Linked DNA regions of Mus musculus: region 2 is linked to region 1. A link is a loop called in an ENCODE intact Hi-C map of the cell type or tissue named here. Cell type or tissue: left cerebral cortex. All regions are shown on one strand.

Region 1 (8,000 bases):
GCTCCTCTAGGGAATGAATGACAAGAGAGAAGGGTTCACAGCTCCATCCTTGACCCTGAGACCCACAAATTCTAGTTATTGTATTCTCAACACCCTGGTGCATGCTACTGCATCCTCTGGGATACAGGGTCCTCTTGTTGCCGGGTGCTTCCCTGAGTTGGAGGTTAAGATAATCCTTATAACCTTAGAGTCATTCTACCTCATCCTAGGTTCTGGGTCCAGGTGTGATATATGGTCCCTGGCTGATGAATACTAGCCCACCTAAAAGTTAACATCTTGGCCTGACACAAATTAGGTAATATCTGTCTAGGTTAGTCAGTTGCAGGTGGCAGGCTATAGTGAAGATAGTGACCTTGGGGCTCCATGCGATAGCAAGTCACTCCAGTACTGTGACAGAGAAGTAGCCTGATCCCAGGCCAGTTCTGGGAGGATGGGTGTGGCCACTTGGGGAAGACATGGCTGCAAGAGGCCAGGTAGGCCCAGCCTGAGGCGCGGCTGCTTCCTAGAGGAGTAATGGATGGCTGCCCATCAGCTCAGGAGCTCGGTAGCTTCTCTCTCTGCTCCACAATGAATTCTTCCCCAAGGACAAACTCTATGATGAGTCCATGCCAAACCATCAGAGGACGATGCATTCCCCATGAAAAATGCCAAACATCACAGAAAATGAAGGCAAGGGAAATGACAGATGTGAACCTTCAAGGCTTGTGCAGTCCCCTCCAGCCGCACCTGTACCTCTCAAGGCTGGGCGTCTTCCCCGGATCTGCTATCAGTGCTCGGTGTGCTCTCATCCTTGAAACCCAGCAGGGCAGAGAGACTTCCTATTAGCCTCCAATGTGCCATCAAGAGAGGTTAAGCATCGCTGAGGGGTGAACAAAGGAGCTTTGGTTCTGAGGAAAAGGGACAAGTCTTTTCTTGACTAAGAAAGATTTGTGAAGGAGAAAATTATGTCTTAAGTAATAACAATGTGAGGATTTTTTTTAATACAAAGAATTGACTTTAATTCTCCAAGACTTTTTTCTTTGAGACAGAGACACCAAATATCCAGAACACAGTGTGTAGCTGTGGTTTGATGGAAGGTTGCAGTTGGCTCTCTGGAGACTCACTGAATCAGACCCTAATTGTAAATATCTGTGGTCTCCTTTTTCAGCCACTAAGTTGATAACATCTCAATGCACTAGAAGACAGTTTGGAGTCACGCTGCCTGCTCAGAAGGGCTGGCTCAGGGCTAGAGCCCAGAGCATCGGGTTCTGACTACCTGGATGAGAAGGCTGGTATATCATGTTGCTAAAAGCTGTGCAGAAGCAAGATTCTGGGTCTAATTGTACCTGGATTAGAGGCCACAGAATCCAGACCACGTTGTCCTTGTCACTAGAGCAAACTTATTCAGTTTGGCCTTCACACAGTGAGGAAAGGCTTTGTGGAATCTCTGGCTTTAAAGGTCTGAATCTCCTATTATTAATAATTTAAAAGAAAAGATCATTTCTGTTGACTTTTGTTTGTTTGGTGGTAATGGGGGGGTAGGAAGCCTTTTGTTTAGTTTTTGAAATAGGATTTTATTAGGATTTTTTTTACTAGGATTTTATCCTAGGCTAGTCATGTAGCTGAGTACAACCCTTAACTTCTGATCCTATCCCTACTTCCCAAATGCTGGGGTTACAAATGTTAACCCCCATATTTATGCAAGCCTGTGGATCTAACTTAGGCTTCCGTGTATGTAACAAATACTCAACTACGTGAGCTATGACTCCAGATCTGATTTTAGGGGTTTTGAGACAGGACTTTACACGAAAGATTAGGTTGTCTTTGAACTCATGACAGTTCTGACCTCCCCTTCCAGAGAGCTGGGATTACAGAGTACATATGTGAGGCACTGTACTCAGCTCTGGCTTTTCAAATGTGCATTGTTGGTCATGGACTAGAACATGGGAATAGCACTCCCTTTGCCTGTTGGTTTGTTTTAGAATGAGATATCAAGAGGCAGCCCTTTGGCTATAGGAACAACTGTTTCCTCTTTCTCTTCGGAAGCCAGCAGAGAAAACTCAGCACAGAACCAAGGATGGAGAAATTACAGCAAGTAGAAGGGGAGAGAGAGAGTCCACGATGGCCTTGGACTTGTGGGGATGAAGGGTTGCTTGAAGCCTTAGGGAGATTCTGGGTGAAGGAAACAGACTACCGAGTCTGGACTCTCTTCTGGGCATGGGTGCTCTTGCCGAGAGAGCAGATCCTAGAGCCCAGGACAGGACATCCGTACACATGACTGTCTTTGTTACCTACACACAGCAGGATGGCATGGACTATTGGCTACTCCGATACTGCAAAGGCCTTCATTTCTTTTTCCTTTCTTGAAAGGGGCTTTCATGGATCTTAAACTGGCCTCCAACTTACTATGCAGCTGGAGAATGGCCTTGAACATATGATTCTCTCTGCTCCTCTTCCAGGCTCGCGCCACCATGTCTTGTTTACACGGGGCTAGAGAGCAAACCCAAGATTTTATACTTACCTGGCAAGCACCAGTCCCTACTACAGGGACCCATTTCAGCACCTGAATTTCTCAGTTAATGGCTGAGCGCTGGTGACATCTTAACTGAAACCGAGGCTATAGCATGACCAGGGTGGCACATGTCAGCAAAAGGCCTCAAAGAGATGCGCTCCAAGTGTAGCCTGAAGCTGTGTGGGGTGTGGAGGGAGGATTAATGGAGTGCAGAAGAGAGAGGAAAGAGAAGGCAAGCAGAAAAGATGCTGATAGGTAAAGGAAGGAGAGGGGTCAAGACAGAAACCATTGTTTGAAAAGAGAGGAGGCAAAGAAACAAAGGACAGATGCCTAGTAGCAGGTGGGTAGAAACAGGAGGAACTGCCTGAGGAAGGGCTGGCCTGGGTCTGGGTCCGTTCCACTTCCTACACAGGAAGAGGCATCATTGCCCTGTTCTCTGAGTCGGACCTCCCTGCAGAGTAAGCCCTTACTTACTCAGAGAGGGAGGCAGACACACCTCCCTCACCATAAAACCAAGGAGAGAACAGGAACCAGGACAGACAGGCAGCAAGGACAGTCAGACACAGAAGTTCTTGGCTGGCTAGAGCCCTCTCATAGACAGTCATGCTGCAGCAGGGCCTCTGCCCTTGACCCAGGACTCTAAACTCAATGGTGCACATAGGCACCAAGGGGCCCACCCCAAAGGTGTCTAGTACTGTATCTCTGAAACCTCAGTCTGTTGTACGTGTGTGTGTGTGTGTGTGTATGCGCGCGCATGCGCGTGCATGTATGAACATCAATATAATTACTGCTTCTACCCTGAAGAATTTGATTCTGTTTCTCCATCTTAGAAACACTCTAGTCACGCTCCGTAGCCAAGCTCTAGTGCATGGTGAATGAGACATTGCCTGCCCCTGGTGCTGTGTATTGTACAGCACAGCCTGCCACACTGTATGGTAGAGGACACAGTGACTGTGCATGGTGCTGTGTATTGTACAGCAAGCATGCCTGTGCACAGTGCTGTGTTGGACAGCAAAGCCAGTCACACTATACATTGTGCGCAAAAGCTTTTTGGCTTGCTGAAGCATTCCTGATGTGTTTAACCGCAGTTCCACCCCAACTCACCTCCTCCCTCAGCCCGTCTGGTTTCACCTCACCAGTGCATTCACACATCTCCATACACTCTCTATCCCACTTGTACCATGACCTACAAGTCACACCACCCACCTCCAACCCAGCCCCCTCCACCACCTCTCTACCCTCCCCACCTCCACCTACCCTTTACCTTCTGCACCCTTCACTGCACCCTCCCCCACCCACCCACCTGCACCTTAATTCTGCCTGAGCCTGAGCACAGCTCTCATCTCCAGTAAAGAGCTGCTCCCAGCCTCTGGCAGACCATTGTACTTCCTGTTCTCAGTGGCACAGCCCTTATGCCACCGCATTCCAGTCTATGTTATCCTTTGTCCACCCACCCCACCTCCTGTCTCCTCTCCTGTCCACAGAGAGCTCAGGACAGAGACTCTACAAACACCATCAGAGAAGGGCACAGTGGCTTGCCTGCAGGGGGAGCCACAGAGCCACCAGCTCAGACAGGACCCACCAAGGTCCAGCCAGGACACCCCACCAAGAACTGGAGTAGTTTTCTTTTTTCTTCTCATCTTCCAGGTCATCTCCCTGCCCTGCACCAGCAATGCTTTTTGAGAAGAAAGAAATACCGAGTTAACATTCCTTAACAGCAGATGTGCCATCATGTAGAAAATAAAGCTCTCCCTCGGCGCTCTGCGTTGGTGTGCCTCAAACAGTTCATTCTGGAACCTGTCGGTTTCACATGCTCTCTGTTGCCATGGTAATGCTTCAGTTCGAGCTGGGAAACACTGGCACACATTACAAAGGATGGCCCTGAGCCTTGCTCAAAAGTCCTCAAACTGAAATGGAGCCTTTACATGGAAGGCTGAGGCCTCTAATTCAAATGTTGGCTGACAGTGGCAAGCTCAAGGCAAACAGGTGCACACAGAGCTGAAAAGCTGTGGCTTCAGGACTTTTATTTGTCAAAGAACCATTGACCCCATTGCTGGAAATGTTTTCAAGACAGGGTATCTTTCTGCAGCCCAGTCTGGGTTGGAACTCACTATGTAGCCCAGACTGGCTGCAGGCTCTGAACACACTCTCTCTGCCTTTGCCCTACTAGTGCTAGAATTATAGACATGAACCACCATACCCAAACTTAGAAAAGATTTTAACACCTGCTTTGCCCTCTCTGCTTTCAGGCAAGAGGCACTTTATCTCACTATAATGACTTAAGGACCCAGAATCCATAAACATATCTAAATGAAGTCCTTGTGAGCACAGCACAGTAATGCCAGCTCATGGGCATCAGGCTTGGGACCCTGCTTCTCATGAGCTCTCACTAGCATGCCAAGTGTGTGTTCTCTCCCATGTGGAATGATCTCCAGGAATCTCCAAGGACAGCCAAGGAAAGGATAGATGGATGGATAGATAGATAGATAGATAGATAGATAGATAGATAGATAGATGAGAGCTGAGTAGATAGAATGCCAATACACTATGAATCTTGTTAGGTATGGAAGCATAGTCACATTTAAACCTTTTAGTTTTAAAGACACAGACAAAAGCATCTACAGGTGAAACAGGTGTCCGTTATTGACAGTGGTAAGCAGATAGGAGAATCTGATAACATATTGATAATTGTAGGTAAGGATAATGATTAGATTGGTTAATTGTGGTGTCTGTGCCTCTTCAAGTACATTTAAATTTTAAATTTTTTCATAACAAAATTTAAAAGAAAGATAGGAGACACATTAACAAAACCAAATTAAGACTTAGGGACTGTGGAGGAAGAGGGAGTAGAAAGACCTTAAAAACCAGAGATCAAAAAGGACTCTGGTGAAACAGTATTTTTTGGACATAAAAATACCACAGGACTCATGAACTCACAGCACATGTGGCTGTCCGCACAAGACCTGTACAAGAACAAGCCAGTCTGCAAGCTCACAACCTCCCACCTGTAGCTATGGAGCTATTGGCAGTTAATGGCTCCTTGGGAAGGCAGACTCAGTTTTCCTTAAGGGTGTATCTTCTGGTAGGTCCACAACTCTCCAGTGGGTGACCTCAAACCTATGTGAATATAGGGAGCACACACTGGATTCAGTGGGTCAGAGGAGGAGAAAAGGAGGAAAGGAGAGGAAGAGAAGGAAGAGGAGGAGAGGGAGGAGGAGAAACCCATATAAACAAGACTGGATCAGTAGCAGTATTAATGGACATATCAGTGTAAAAGGAAGAAAATTTCACAGGGTTCCACCCCTAGGCAAAGAACTGTAGGCAATTGGGCAATTCTTGACAGCTGGGATGAAAATTAGCCTTTCCAGCAATGAGTGCTTTTATTGGTTGTTCAATACAGAGTGATCAGCCTTGAAACCATATACATACAAGCATCAATGTGCGTGTGTGTGTGTACACAGATGTATATATGCACACACACACACACACACACACACACACACACACACACACACAATATAACCAGAGAGAAAGAGGCGATCATCTTGAGAGTGGGAGGGCATGGGAGGGATTTGAGGAGGATATCTAGAAGAGACTTGAGGGAGGAAAAGAAAAGGGGAAGCTGTATAATTCTATTTCAACTAAACACATTTTTTAAAAATATAAATTTCCCCATGCTTTTCTTGAATCTAATCCCTGGCTAACTCAGCCTTCCTACTTTTGTAACTAGATGCTGTAAACTAGTGGTGTTTAATACTGATTGTCAACTTGGTAGATCTAGAATCACTTCAGAGAGAAACCTTTGACCATGTCTTTAAGATATATATAAGATATATATAGACTGGGTTAACTGAGGTGGGAATACCTATGCTTAGTATGGGCAGCATGTTACACATACTCCATGGCCTGGGGTCCCAGACTGAAGGAAAAGGAGAATGTGAGCTAAGAATCAACAGTCATCTCTGTCTGCTTCTTCACTGTGGATGTCATGTGATCTACTGCTTCCAGTCCCTGCCGCCATGACTTCCTTCACAACATCAGCTTGTACCCTTGAACTATAAACCAAAATAAAGCCTTCCTCTCCATATAGGGGGGAAATTGGGAGAGAGTGGGAGATGGATCTGGGGAAAGTTAGGGTAAAAAGGTGAATATGATCAAATACATTGCATGCATTTACAAAATTCTCAAAGAATTAACAAAAGTAAACCCCACCTGCAGGGCTGTCCCAATAGGAGCTCAGTGTGTGTCCACTCCTATCTGTGAAGCACCTGCCTGTGCCAGGTTTTGTGCAGTGCAAAGGCTCCAGGTGGGTAAGGAGCCGCCCCACAAAGAGCATAAAGAAAAGCTGAAGGAGGCAGAACTGGCCTTGGGAAGAGTATTGAAGGAAGGCCTTGCCCTTTTGTGCTCTGTATAGTTAATCAATGAGGCTGCCAGGTGTTCACTCAACTCTAGGGAGCTCCACACTATGTACAGTGAAGAGCCGGCAGGGAAGACGGGTGTTTGTCTTGTAGAGAGCAGAGAAAGCACAGTGTCCCGCCGAGAGGTGGCCAGGAGACCCAGGTGGGTGTCTGCAGAATATCTAGGTCAGGAATGATTCAAGAAAGACCATCATGGAGAAACACTTTTCATGCTGGGAGGCTCTACTGATTCTCTATCTCCTAAAGTGATTTTAAAAAACAAACAAACAACAACAACAGCAACAAAAAACAGTTCCTGATAGTTAGGAGCAAACCCTCACCTCTGATTCTATCCTGGCTGTAGGTAGGTCCCATTCACACAGCTCAATAGTGTCAGAAGGAAAGGGCTACGTGCTGAACCAATGCATTCTGAATATTGTTCATCTTTTCTAAGATATAGTTTATATAGAAAATACAACAAAAAGGGAATAAAGCAATTCAATCTCCATTGCCTTGCAGCTTTGAGGACAGCTAATGTTTCAATCAACCTAACGGGTCATGCCAAACAACTGTGTCCTGAATCGAACGGTTCATGGGTGTCTTGTGTGCGTTAGTGCTAATCACTCAGCCTCTGGAAACAGGAGCCATGTGTGTGACTTTGCTCCGGCAGTGGTTTCAAAAACAATGCCAGGCACTTATTAAATATACTCATCAGTAAGTGTGTGTCTCTAAAACGTCTTTGACTATTCAATAGTGGAAGCCTTAGCTGCCACGTCAGCCAGGAGTCCTACCCTTCAATGTTATATGGCACTCAGGAAAGAATTGGGTTTCTATCTCAGAATCCTCTATAAACTCCTTATTTTAAAAAGGCAATCCCCTTTAAAGAGCACTGTGCCCTTCAAGCACACAGTCTGTCCAGGAGTCCCTCCCTGGGTGAAAGCCCTCCACTCTAACCCAGTCATCCTTCTCCAGCCTCACCGTCTACCTGTCCCCTTTCTACCACAGAGAGACCTTTAGGTTCCATGGAAGCCATATCCCATAGTGAGGGCTCCCGGGGGGCTTAGCAAGCCTAGTGGAAGGCTGCCCATTCCTTGCTATCTCACTAAGCAGGA
Region 2 (8,000 bases), 110 kb before region 1:
CATAAAAAGAAAACCAAATAGAAATATTGGAACAAATGAATTCAACAAATAAAATAGAAAATCTAGTTGAGAACCTCAAGATCAGAATAAATCAAACTAAAGAAAATATGTACTAACTAGAAGACAAATCTCTGAAAATAACCCACTGTTGGGGCTGGCCTGCGGCTCTCATGTCTGGGTTCGAGCCTGGAGGCAACCTGGAGCTGAAACAAAAGAGGGAAACTAGGCAGACAAGAGAGAGAGAGATGGAACCAAGACAGGATTCTGATCAAGGCTCAAATTTTTAATGGTGGACATGCTTTATAAAGGAGGGGGAAGCCCATTCCCGCCAAATCATCCTTGGAGCCCAGCTGCAGGTAACCATGTATAGGCTCCAGAATAGCTAGGCAGACTCCCAGCAGGTAGCAGCAGCTGCAGTGGCTGAACAATAGAGTGATCTAGGGAGGCAGGCTCCACCCTAGGTGATCTCCTTAGTGGGATAGCAAGGTCAAGGTCTGTCTCCGCCTGCTTTCAGGCTTGTGGGAAGCTACAACCCACCAAGAATCAAAGGAGTCAGAAGGAATTTAAAAAGAATGAAGTCTACACAAGTCTTACAGAAAGGAACAAGAAGTATAAAAAGAGGTAGAGATAAAAAGGGTACAAGAGTATTCATTTCCAATAAAAGCCTTTGAATGTAAACAGTTAATTCTCCGATTGAAAAAAACATAGGCTAGCTGAACATATTTTAAAAAATAAGGTCCAATGACCATACTGCCTAGAAGAAACTAGTTTCCACAGCAAAGACACACAGGACCTGAAAGTGAAGAGACAGAAGAAGGCCACCTACACAAAAAGAATCAACTGTGATCAGGAATCTCAGCACCAGTCTTGTCCATGACAGTTAAAAGAAGTGAGGAGGGTTAGCATCTAATGATGAAGGTATCAATTCATCCAAAGAAAATAAGTTAGATTGATATGTGTGCCAATGCTGGAGCGCTCGATTATAGGAGGAAGGGGTAGGCCCCAGTACAACAATTCAATGCCTCTCCTGGATCAGTCCATCGTCCAGATGCCAAGCTCAGCAACAGACTTCTTAGCAGAAATCCAACAAGCCTGAAGAATGGTGTGGGGTAGCAGATCACTAGATTTAAACTATAGAACAAATGGACCAAGCAAACACCAGATATTTCATCAACTGCTGCAGAATATACATTGTGCTTTTCAAGTCATAGGCATTTTCCAGGAGACACCAAGTGCCCAAGCCAGACAAGGTTCAAAGTAGATCTAATAACCAAACTCCCAGATAGTTCTCAACAAGTTCACCTGTATAACCAAAATACACAGCACACTCAAGTAGGATTTACCTACCTCAGGGATGTAAGGATGGTTCAACAAATGCAAACCAATAATGCATCACCACCTAGCATGAAAAACTAACCTATGATTATCTCAGTATATAGAGTAAAGATACAATGTGTTCCTCTCATGATACAAACAGTCAACCAGCTGGGCACAGAAGGAAGAGACCTCAACATGATAAAGGCTGCTTATGAGAAACCTGTGACCAACATCAATGTTTTCTCTAAGATCAGAAATAAGATGAGGCTGTTTGTGGTGATGTTTCCAGAAGGGATCAGCTTAGGAGGGAAGATCTTGCCTAAAAAAAAAAAAAAATGGGTGATACCATCCCAGAGACTGGAACCTAGATGGGTGGTGGAAAGGAAAAAGCTACTGTGCTCTCCTCTCCCCCTTCTCCCCTCCCCTCCTCCCTTTCTCTCCCTTCTATTCTCTCTCTTCCCTCCCCTCCTCCCTTTCTCTCCCCTCTATTCTCTCTCTGCCCCTTCGTTCTCACTCATGGCTGCTGTGATGTGAACTACTCCCCACCATGGGAGTTCTTCCTCAATGGGATGAAGGGAACTTCCTGAAACCACAGGTCAAAATTAATTCTTCCCCCTTATTTTTCTCAGATACTTGTCGGAGAGCTGAAAAGTCTGCTTCACACATAATTCAGTTGAGGGATGCAATATCCATAAGATATAAAGAATTTAAACAACTCAATAGGAAAAAAAATCATTTAATTAAAAGGTGGGCAAATGACATGACTAGCTATTTCTCTAATGACATACAAGTGGACCACACATAAAGAGTCATGATCAATATTATCGATCATCAAGAGATGAAATCAAAGCCATGGTGTGATATGATTTCACCATAGTTAGAATGACTATAATCAAAAAGATTTTTTTTAAGTGGTAAAGGCTGAGAGAGTGTGAATGAAAGGGCACTGTCCTACTATTGGTAGGAGTGTAAATTATAAATGCCATTATGGAAAACATAACAGAGATTCTACCCACCCCCAAACCCAATAAAATAAAATAAAATAAAATAAAATAAAATAAAATAAAGCTAGAAACAAAACCAGCATATGATTCAGTGAGTATGTATCCAACAGAAATGAAGACAACATTGGCACTCATGTCCATTACTGCTCTGCTTACTGTGGAATCAACTACAATGTCTACTGACTAATGAGTGGATAAAGAAAATGTAATGTGGATGCATAGATGGCTCTATGCATACGTACACACGTGGAATATAATTCAACCATGAGAAAATTAGGTTCTGCTACTTTTAGCAACATGGGAAGAAAACTTGACCTTATAGTGTGACCATGTATAGACACTTCAAAGTTCAAAGCTCATCTCAGAAAAGTTACTCAACCTGAGAAGGAAGGAGGCATGGATGACCCAAACAGGCAGTTGTGTAGAATGACTTCTAGTGTGTTCTGGTGTTCACTGGAGCAAACATGGATCTGTGGCTTCTATAGAATACTGGCAAAGATTCCTACTACAGGAAGACTGTGTTGAGCTATCATGTTTAAAAACAAACCACAAATAAATCTAACCAGATTCTCTTTAAAACACATGTAAATCAAATAGGAGCAACAAAATTTCCCACTTTGTTTTCTCTTCTGAATCCCCTATTTGTGCAACAGTAAAAGAACCCAAGGGGCTGGAATTCAGAGGAAGAAGCCACACGGCAGCTACAGCTGACAGTATTCAGCAGAATACTTCAGACTAATAGATTACAGATATTCTCAGGGTACAGAAATGATGTGCCTCAAGTGACAGGTGTGGCAATGACCCCAATCTTATCATTACACAGGGTCCATGTATTGAAATGTCACACAATAATGCATATGTACAGCCAGCCTCATCAGTTGAAAATAAGAGATGTATTAAAACACAAATGTAGGTCATGAACATGGTAGTGATTTCCAGTAGTTAAAATTGATGCTATGCCTGGTGCTTTCTTCTCTCTCAGACCCACTGCTCACACAGAGTCATCACGTGTAAAAAGGACTCTGCTCTGGCCTGTAGCACAAATTGGGGTGTGCCTTCTTCCACATCCTGGCGCCCTGATTCCTTCTTCACGTTGTCATCTGTAACACCCATCTCAGAGACTCTCCATCTTTGCTCACCACCCCACCCCACCAGGGCTCTCTTGACAGAGCAAAAACAAGACACAATTGAACGCATCAAATCCCGCGTGCTAAATCATATGTGAGCGTTTGCGTGCCGTCAAGCAATCAACTTCTCTCTGTCCTCCCTTCTGAAGCCCCCTCTGTATTGCAGCAGAGAATCCAAAGGGTTGCGATTTAGGAGAAAACCCCGGGAGGCCCCCATCACAAGTGGGTGTTGCGGCTCTGAGCTGAGAGAAGCCACAGAACCAGACTGCAGCCTGGCACACGCCGCCACTCTCCCTCTTTCTGCTGCCGATTGCCCACGATGAGGATGCCCGCCCAGGCTGGCAGAAAGTGCTTATCAGAGAATGTTCCCTGGCTGATCATAACTGATGCAGTGTGCTGTGTCAAATCGCTTCCTGTTTCCTGACTGCGGATGAGAAAGTGTGATCAGAGCAGAGAGCCTTTGCAACAGCTCAGAGCCATCACCCGGAACAGGTGCAGTCTCCCTCCATGCCTCCTACTCAGCCTGGCTGACACCCACCCCCATCCGGGGCTGGTCTTGGCTCACTGTAGAAAAGCTGTGGACTGGTTTGGGGAGACACTGAGATAGACTCCACAGCAAATAGCTCCCCCGGAGCAAGCTTGTGGGTCTCAGCTTCTACAGGATGCCAGCTTGGATTCTGCAGGACTCTCCATGTGAAGCTACTAGGTCTAAGAAAGCACCTCCTTCCATGGATGACCTCAGCGTGTTCCTTCCACCTCACTACCCTTGCTCATATTCATCATCAATCTTCGTCCACTTAGGGACCTCCCTTGGAGCAGGCACTCAGACATGCTCTTTGTTTTATTCTCATTCTCCACATGAACAAAAGGAGCCTCCTAGAAGTAAACAGTGAGGTCATATGGCTGTAAGCATCAGGGCTTGTCCTGGACACACTGCCCTAGTGTCCCTACAGTGTCCTCCCATCTGCCTGCTGTACCTTACCCAGCATCCACTAAGTCCCTCTCATTTGCTATTGTTACAAGTGCTAAGCTGCAATGGATTTTAAAACACTGATCACTCTCTCTGTCATTACACAACCGCTACCGTTCAAATGAATGGAGCTAGACCTAAAGTTAGACAGCTAACAAAGGTGTATCAGATAGAAAAGGGGGCAGTAAGTAAGGAAATGTAGACAGACTGGGCTACGAGGTCATGGCAGGTGAATGAGCCTCCCTGGGACAGAAGCACCAGAGGGAAGACAGAAGTTTCCAAATATGTCTGGAAGAAGAGTCTCCCAGAAGATGCACTGTGGGGTGCCCACATGAAGAGACAGGGGAGGGACTGAGGAAGCTAGGAGGATGAAGACAGCCAAGGCCACTGTAGGTGACAGTGAGTTCCCAGGGAATCAGACACCGCAGTGAAGACCTCAGGCGTTTTTTTTCCTGGGTTTGACAGGCACTAAAAAAAACGTTCCGAGCAGCAAGCCAAGGAGACCAGATATTGTTGGACTAGGACTTAAATCTTCAAGAGCAGCAGTTGAGAAACTCGGGAGACTGTACCAAAAAATCCAGGGGAAGGTAATAGGCCAGGGTGGTGGGGAGCCAGTTAGCGCTGAGTTCTTTTCAGGTAGCAGGGTAGGAAAGCCCAGAGCTTTGACAGCTACAAGTCACCGGCTTTCATAAAGCAGGCACAAGCCCAGCTTGGGAACTTCAGAAATAATGTGTGCTTGGAATGAAGCCCTTCTTCTAATGCAGGAAAGCCTACTGAAGAAGAAGTGAGATGGTGCCATGCCCCACCACCGAGGGGCATGTCCACTTGCCCCCTGCCAAGGCACACTCCCATCACTGTGCCATGCACTTTGAAGCTCTGTTTGCTTTGCTTTAGTTTGTTTTATGCCTTCTCATAAGCAATCCAAACCTTGCATTTGGGGCATCCCCTCCCTCTGCTTTTTTACTGATTCTGAATATCACTATATATTTTACAGTCTGAGGCAGTTTTTTTTTTAATTTTATGTAAGTAGAATTATAGTCTCTGTCTTTCTTCATTTCTTTTCCTACTCATGATTCTTTTGAGATCTATTCATCTGGTTTCTATTGATTTGGTCTGTTGGCTGCTCTGCTGTGTGCCACCCGTTTTATGTGCAGGCAACAGCTTCTTCATTTCCCTGCCAAAAGGCACCCAGGTCATCCCACCAAATCACAAATGCTCCACGAGTATGCAAAGCTTCACGGCCTGCATGTCTTTACGCACTTTGTAAGACGGTGTGTCATTGTTATGAGCCAGGAAATAGAACTTCTGGGTCAGTGGTACTGTCACATTCCACTCAGATCTTTTCAAAGATTTCACGAAAGCAAGGGTCCAGAGTCACCTTGACCAGCAGAAATGGCTCCTGTCTCTGCAGCGGCTACCCTCACTAGAATCAAAAGCTTCTAATTGACCATCCCCTTCCTAATAACAAGTCCATTACCAGGATTTTAAAGTTTCAGCCATCTAATGATTATGAAATATGCCTTGTTTATTTCATTTTTAAAATCCCCAGCTTATGTGGCTAGAGCGATGGCATAGCTAAGAGACGGTAACTGCTTTACCAGAGGACCTAGGTTTCATTCCCAGCACCCTCTTGGAAGCTCACAACCATATGTAACTCTAGTTTTAGGGAACCCAACACCCACTTTTACTTCCAAGTGTACCAGGCATGCACATGGTACACAGTTGTGAATGCAGCCAAAGCACCCATACAAATAAAATAAAAATAGTGAATTTTTAATTTAAAAGATGTTCAGCTTACTAGAGAATCTGTATATGCAATGAGAGGAGGGTGAATTGCATTGCTCTTAAGATAAACTGACTTTTGTTTTTGGTGTGTGTGTGTGTGTGTGTGTGTGTGTGTGTGTGTGTGTGTGTGTGTGCTGAGACAGGATTTCTCTGTATAATAGCTTTAGAACTGGAACTAAACTAGGCTGACCTTGAACTCACTGCCTCCCAAGTGTTGGAATTAAAGGCAAGTGCCACCACACCCAGCTGATAGACTGACTTCTGTAATATAACATTTAAAAGTATCGTCTCTTCCAGGCCAGTGAACAGCTGAGTAGATAGAGGTGCTTGTTGTCACAAAGCCTGACTATCTAGGTTTAATCCCTGGGACTCAAAGGGTAGAAGAAGAGAAATAGCTCCCCCAAATTGTCCTCTGACCACTAAAATTATTGTGATGGCATGTATAGGCACATGCGCATGTGCGCACACACATACACACATGCATGCTCATAGATAGATGATAGATAGATAGATAGATAGATAGATAGATAGATAGATAGATAGATGCCCAAAAAATTTAGTCCTGTCTTCCCAATGTCTATAGCTATTTAATTTCTTATGTTGTATTGGATAACTTCTCCAGGACAACGATGGATGGAGGTGAAATAGCCACTGTCCCATTCGCTGCTTTAGTGTGAACACATTAAAGATACAACACTGAGTTTTACATTTGTCATGAGCATGACATTGTTGCTTTGGGTGGTTTTATTCATGGAAATCAGGTTTCAGTCTTCCTAGCTCTCTAAGCCATTTTATAATTAAGTCGTATGAGATTTCACCAAAATGCTATCTATTAAAATAATCAAGCCTAGGCTGGGGAGGCGATTCTGCACAGGTGAAGACCTGCGTTCAGAAGGCCAGCATCCACAGAAGACATGATGGCACTAACCACCTGTAATCCCTTTGCTGAGGGAAGGGACGGGGAGGGCTCTGGAGCTCACTGGCTGGTCTGCATAACAGAGCCCTGAATTTCCAGTTTAGTGAGAGACCCTGCTTCGAAAACCAGAGTGAGAAGTGATCAAAAAAGACACCTGACATTGACCTATGGTCTCCATGTACACACATGCACATATATATGCATACACCTGCATGGGTGTCTCCACACACTTGCACACGTAACACACACATACATAAACCACCACCACACACATATGCACACAAAACCACACCCACACACACCTGCATGTTTACCTCCACAGACTTGAACATATAGAGAACACACACATGCATACAAAATCACATACATACACATATACATACACTCTACTACATACACATACACAGAATATCACACATACACACAATATCATACATATACTCCCTCACAAACAGACACAAAAAATAATCAAAAATTATTTCATTTTTACTGCAAATTTTTATCAGGTTATTTTCTGATGTTAAATTACCTTTTAATTGTGAAGATAATTATATCTCATAATGATCACAATTAATTTTTATACACTGCTTAATTCATTTTGCAATTTAACATATGCTTGGCTCACACACATCCATAAGTAAGGTTAGCATTAAAGTCTGTTTCTCATAGACTTTTTCCATTGATGATCAAGTTTATAGTAACTTCAGAACGTGACTCAGTTGCCTTGCTGTTCCATGAAGCTATTAGTAACTTGCAAAGGTAAAATTGCAGCAATGCTCTGGTAACTACTTTCGAGAATTTTTTTAGATCATTTCATACTGTTAGTGAATAGTGGTCTGTCCCATTATATTAATTACATTAGCATTTCCAGACTTTTTATA

Evidence for each region. Hi-C counts contacts between places; a loop is a spot of excess contacts. Peaks named below come from ENCODE experiments on the same cell type or tissue, not always from the same donor. Only the 100,000 strongest peaks of a DNase experiment are listed, where the experiment ranks them.
Region 2: it touches region 1 in a loop (2.4-fold over the local background); 2 of 42 quality-filtered maps call a loop at or near these places.

What each region holds. Positions count from the first base shown.
Region 1 is chr12:28,970,982-28,978,981 of GRCm38, reverse strand. All of the region lies in intron 1 of Gm31508 (predicted gene, 31508), which reads right to left. Among named protein-coding and RNA genes, the nearest start is that of Gm31508, 65 kb to the right of the region's middle. In left cerebral cortex, a CTCF peak has its summit at 4,042 (motif pointing right); DNase peaks (open chromatin) are centred at 3,517 and 4,299; H3K27ac peaks cover 3,399 bases.
Region 2 is chr12:29,079,890-29,087,889 of GRCm38, reverse strand. No RefSeq gene overlaps it. Among named protein-coding and RNA genes, the nearest start is that of Gm31333, 58 kb to the left of the region's middle. In left cerebral cortex, no CTCF peak of the experiment used is centred here; DNase peaks (open chromatin) are centred at 3,884, 4,607 and 4,981; H3K27ac peaks cover 2,291 bases.